2 separate regions of the Homo sapiens genome follow, and region 1 is linked to region 2. Evidence: read pairs that join two places in POLR2A ChIA-PET (ENCODE). Cell type or tissue: OCI-LY7. All regions are shown on one strand. Links, peaks and the distances in the headings refer to the core of each region. The heading gives the core; the rest is flanking DNA.

Region 1 (2,921 bases), core at 277-2,776, 50 kb before region 2:
GGTTCACGCCTATAATCCCATCCACTCCGGGTGGATCACTTGAGATCAGGAGTCTGAGACCAGCCTGGCCAACATGGTGAAACCCCGTCTCTACAAAAACAGAGTAATTAGCCGGACATGATGGCAGGTGCCTATAATGTCAGCTACTCAAGAGGCTGAGGCAGGAGAATCGCTTGAAGCCAGGAGGTGGAGATTGCAGTGAGCCTAGATGGTGCCACTGCACTCCAACCTGGACAACAGAGTGAGACTCCATCTCAAAATAAATAAAATAAAATAAAATCCTACCATCTGCAACATGAATGAACCTGGAAGGCATTATGCCAAGTGAAATATGCCAGAGAAAGACAAATACAACTGGCCCTTGAACAACACAGGTTTGAACTGCACATGTCCATTTACACCCAGATTTTTCTCAACCAAATGCAGATCACATTTGCAGATGTGAAACCCACATATTTGGAGGGCTGAATTTTGGATGCACAGGTTCTGCAGAGTCAACTTCTGGACTTCAGTATGTGCGAATTTTGGTATACATGGGGGTCCTAGAACCAGTCCTCCGAGCATACCAAGGGACAACTATACTGTATGGTAACCAAACTCACAGAAACAGAGAGTAGAATGCTGGTTGCCAGGGATAAGGGGGTAGGTGAAATGGGAAGATGTTGGTTAAAGAACACAAACTTTCTGAGGATCTAATGTACAGCACATGGTGACTATAGCTAATAATACTGGACCTTATACCTGAAATTTGCGAAAGAGCATCTTTTAAGAGTTCTCACCAAAAAAAAAAAAAAAAAAAAAAAAGAAAGTTACTACATAAGGTGATGGATTTACTGAGATTAAAGATTATTCCCAGTTGAAATGTGGGCTGGGCTCAGTGGCTCATGCCTGTAAGCCCAGCACTTTGGGAGGCCAAGGCAGGCAGATCACTTGAGGTCAGAAGTTTGAGACTAGACTGGCCAACATAGCGAAACTGCGTCTCTACTAAAAATACAAAAACTACTGAGTGTGGTGGCGTGTGCCTATAATTCCAGCTACTCGGGGGGCTGAGGCTTGAACCCAGGAGGTGGAGGTTGCAGTGAACTGCCATCTTGCCACTGCACTCCAGCAGTGATAGGTGATGGAATGAGACACTGTCTCAAAAAAATAAAAAAAAGGAAAAAAGAAATGTGTTGTTTTCAGAGAAGCATTTACAAAACACGCCCCTACATCTTCTCCCTTAATCATTTAAAACAAAACACAAGTTACAAAAATAAAGATTTTGATTTTGTTTTATAAGGTACAAAATGTAGCAGTTCCAACACTGGAATTTGGAAGCTGTTTTTGTCTTTGATACCACAACATGGATTAAATTTCAAATTAATGTATATAATCCCATAGAGCCCAACATAATTAAGTCATTTAAAAGTCTGATAAAACATGCTTTTTAATTTTAAACATAATTAATAATTTAGTCATTTTTCAGTGTAAAAAAGTCAAAATTTATCTTGATATATTATTAATATTAATAACTTTAAAATACAACTTTTAACAATGTACTGATCCATAATAAAGTATTTGTTACTTCAAGTTTCTTTTTCATCATATATCATACAAAATGACGAAAACTTTTTAAATTTCCTGAAGGGGTTCAAGAGATTCTTCATTATTGTGAAAGACACTCACAGGTAAAAACATAATCTGTGATGTATGATTCCACTTATATATGATGCCTAGAGTAGTCAAATTCATAGAGACAGAAATAGAATGGTGCGGCAGGGGGCAGTGGCTCATGCCTGTAATCCCAGCACTTTCGGAGGCAAAGGTGAGCAGATCACTTGAGCTCAGGAGTTCAAGACCAGCCTGGCCAACATGGTGAAACCCTGTCTCTACTAAAAACCCTGTCTCTACTAAAAATACAAAAAAATTAACCAGGCATGGTGGCAGGCACCTATAATCCCAGCTACTCAGGAGGCTGAGGCAGGAGAATCGCTTGAACCTGGGAGGTGGAGGTTGCAGTGAGCCAAGATCGTGTCACTGCACTCCAGCCTGGATGACAGAGTGAGACTCCACCTCAAAAAAACAAACAAGGGCTGGACGCGGTGGCTCACGCCTGTAATCCCAGCACTTTGGGAGGCTGAGGTGGGTGGATCACGAGGTCAGGAGATCGAGACCATCCTGTCTAACATGGTGAAATCCCATCTCTACTAAAAAGTACAAAAAATTAGCCGGGCGTGGCAGCGGGCGCCTGTAGTCCCAGCTACTCGGGAGGCTGAGGCAGGAGAATGGCGTGAACCCGGGAGGTGGAGCTTACAGTGAGCCGAGATCGCGCCACTGCTCTCCAGCCTGGGTGACAGAGTGAGACTCCGTCTCAAAAAAAACAAAACAAAAAAAAAAAAAAAGAGAAAGACAATGGTGGTTGCCAGGATGTTGGGGAATGGGATAATGGTGAATTAGTACTTGATGGGTAGACAGTTTCAGTTTGGGAAGATGCAAAGGTTCTGGAGATGGATAGCGGTATAATCGCAGAACGGTTAAGAATGTACTTAATGACACACAACTATACACTTAAAAAATGGTTAAGATGGTAAATGTTATGCCTATTTTATCACTATTTTAAAAAATTATCTAGGCCAACCCCTCCTCATTTTACAAACAACGTCCAAGTTCACATAGCTACTCAATTACAAAGACAATTTAATTCTATTTCTACTAATAACACTGCCCCTAAATTATTTCTAGGCTATAATAAAAAAAGACACTGCTAGAGACAAAGTGGCTAAAAGGAGGTAAATGACAAAAAAAAATTGTACAGAAAAAATAATTTACAATTACAATTAAAATGGGCAGTCAGATATGCTTTTTTCTTTTTTTTTTTTTTTTTTTTTTTGAGACAGAGTCTTGCTCTGTTACCCAGGCTGGAGTTCAGTGGCACAATCCTG
Region 2 (2,921 bases), core at 286-2,785:
AAAGTACGTAGACTCTACAGAATCAGTGGGTTGATCATATCACTTACTGCCCACAATAACTTGCACATTTCTAGGAAGTCCTTTGTTGACTCTCTTCCTCCAGTGCTCCATCCAACTTCTTTCTTCTTCCTCTTCCCCCTCTCCCTTCTCACCTCCTCTACTGTCCCCTTTTGTCCCCCCTCCTCCTCTTTTATCCTCTTATCTTTTCCTCCCCTTCCCTTACCTCAACTCTCCTTTTCTCATCTTTCATTGAAGAACAGTAATTTTTTTTCCTCTGTAAAGCACTGTCCCAATCTACACCCAGGCTTTGGTATCCACCATTTATCAGACATTTACCTATCAAATGCCTCTGTTCCAAACAAAGATTATTCTTCACCCACAAACAACTGTGGTGCAAAGTATCAGTATGATTTTTTAATTGCCAATTGTTACATCAATAACACATTTTGACATCAGTACATATATGTCAGTCTTTACTCCTGTTTAATTGTTACTCTTTAGCCTGAATTAACACTAAGAAACCTAATACTGGAATTAATCCATATATGGTGATGTGGTTTAGATGTTTGTTGCCTCCAATCTCATGTTGAAATGTAATTCCCAATGTTGGAGGTGGAACCTAATGGGAGGTATTGGATCATGGGACAGATCCTTCATGAATGGCTTAGCACCATCTCCTTCATAATGAATAGGTTCTCACTCTGTCAGTCACCTGAGCTCTGGTTGTTTAAAAGAGCATGGAACTTCCTTCCACTCTCTCTTTCTCCTCTTCTCTCCATGTGACATGCTGGCTCCCATCACCTTCTGCCATGATTGTAAGCTTCTTGAGGCCTCATCAGAAGCAGATACCAGTGCCATGCTTCTGGTAAAGCCTGCAGGATTGTGAGCCAATTAAACCTTTTTTTCTTTATAAATTACCCAGCCTTGGGTATTTTTATATAGCAATGCAAGAATGGACTAACATAGAAAATTGGTACTGGGGAGGAAGGCATTGCTATAAAGATACCTGAAAATGTGAAATTGGCTTTGCAACTGAGTAACAAACAGAGGCTGAAAGAGTTTGGAGGGGTCAGAAGAAGACAGGAAGATGAGGGAAAGTTTGAATGGTTGTGACCAAAATGCTGATAGAAATATGGAAAGTGAGAGCAAAGCTGACAAGGTCTTAGATGGAAATGAGGAAGTTATTGGGAACTGGAGCAAAGGCCACCCTTGTTACACCCTAGCAAAAAAACTTGGCTGTATTGTGTCCATGCTCTAGGAAATTGCAGAAGTTTGAACTTAAGAATGATGATGTAGGGTATCTGGCAGAAGAAATTTCTAAGCAGCAAATTATTCAAGATGTAGCATGGGCCAGGCGCGGTGGCTCACGCCTGTAATCCCAGCACTTTGGGAGGCCAAGGCGGGTGGATCACGAGGTCAGGAGATCGAGACCATCCTGGCTAACACGGTGAAACCCCGTCTCTACTAAAACTACAAAAAATTAGCCAGGCGTGGTGGCGGGCGCCTGTAGTCCCAGCTACTCGGGAGGCTGAGGCAGGAGAATGGCATGAACCTGGGAGGCAGAGCTTGCAGTGAGCCAAGATAGCACCACTGCACTCTAGCCTGGGCAACAGAGCAAAACTCTGTCTAAAAAAAAAAAAAAAAAAAAGATGTAGCATGGCTGCTTCTAAGAGCCTATATCAGATGAAGGAGCAAAGAAATGACTTAAATAAGTTGGAACTTATATATAAAAGGGAAGCAGAGCATAAAAGTTTGGAAAATTTTCTGCCTGGCTCTGTGGTAGAGAAAGAATCCAAGCAGGCTGTGGACCAACCACTTGCTAAAGAGACTGGCATAACTAAAAGGGAGCCAGGTGCTAATATCCATGACAATGGGAAGAAGGACTTAAAGACATTTCAGAAATCTTTGAGGCAGCCCCTCTCATTACAGGTCAGAGGCCTAGGAGGAAAGAATTATTTCAGGGGCCAGGCACAGGGCATTGCTTCCCTGCTCAGTCTTAGGACCCCACTCTCTGCATCCTGGCCACTCCAGCTCCACCCATGGCTCACAGGGCCATAGGTACAGCTCAAGCTGCCACTTTGGAAAGTGCAAACCACTGTAAGCCTTGGCAGCTTCCACATGGTGTTAAGGCTGCAGGTGTACAAAATGCAAGAGTAAAGGAGGCTTGGCAACTCCCACCTAGATTCCAGAGGATATATGGAAAAGCCTAGATGCCCAGGCAGAAGCCTGCAGTAGGGACAGAGTCCCTACAGAGAAATGCTACTAGGGCAGTACTGAGAGGAAATGTGGGGTTTGAGACCCTACAGAGTCCCCAGCAGGACACTGCCTAGTGGAGCTGTAGGAAGAGGGCCACGAACCTCCAGACCTGAGAATGGTAAAGCCACAGCAGCTTGCAAGCTCAGCATGAAAAAGCCACAGGAACTTAACTCCAGCCCATTAGAGCAGCCACAAATTGCATTCTGTAAAGCCATAAGGGCAAAGCTGCCCAAGGCTTTGGGAACCCACATCTTGCACCAGTATGCCCAGGATACAGGACATGGAGGCAAGGGAAATTATTTTGGAATTTAAAGTTTAATGCCTACCCTGCTGGGTTTCAGACTTGCATGGGGCCAATTGCCTCTTTCTTTTGGCTGATTTCTCCCTTTTGGAATAGAGTGTCTACTCAATGCCTCTACCACCATTGTATCTTGGGTGTAAATAACTTGTTTTGACTTCACAGGTTTGTAGGTAAAAAGAACTCAACTTGAGACTCAGATGTGACTTTGGACTTTTGATTGAATTGATGCTGGAATGAGGTAAGGCTTTGGGGGACTGTTAGAAAGGATGAATGTATTTTATAATGTGAGAAGGACATGAGATTTGAGGGGCCAGAAGGGGAATGATATGGTTTGGGTGTTTGACTCCTCCTAATCTCATGTTGA

What was found. Peaks named below come from ENCODE experiments on the same cell type or tissue, not always from the same donor. Only the 100,000 strongest peaks of a DNase experiment are listed, where the experiment ranks them.
Region 1: POLR2A ChIA-PET joins it to region 2 with 11 read pairs; 14 of 35 experiments call an interaction of 5 or more read pairs at or near these places.

The regions. Positions count from the first base shown.
Region 1 is chr11:102,351,563-102,354,483 of GRCh38, reverse strand. All of the region lies in intron 3 of BIRC2 (baculoviral IAP repeat containing 2), which reads right to left. Among named protein-coding and RNA genes, the nearest start is that of BIRC2, 5.8 kb to the right of the region's middle. In OCI-LY7, for the core only: no CTCF peak of the experiment used is centred there; no DNase peak of the experiment used is centred there.
Region 2 is chr11:102,301,939-102,304,859 of GRCh38, reverse strand. No RefSeq gene overlaps it. Among named protein-coding and RNA genes, the nearest start is that of BIRC3, 14 kb to the left of the region's middle. In OCI-LY7, for the core only: no CTCF peak of the experiment used is centred there; a DNase peak (open chromatin) is centred at 1,693.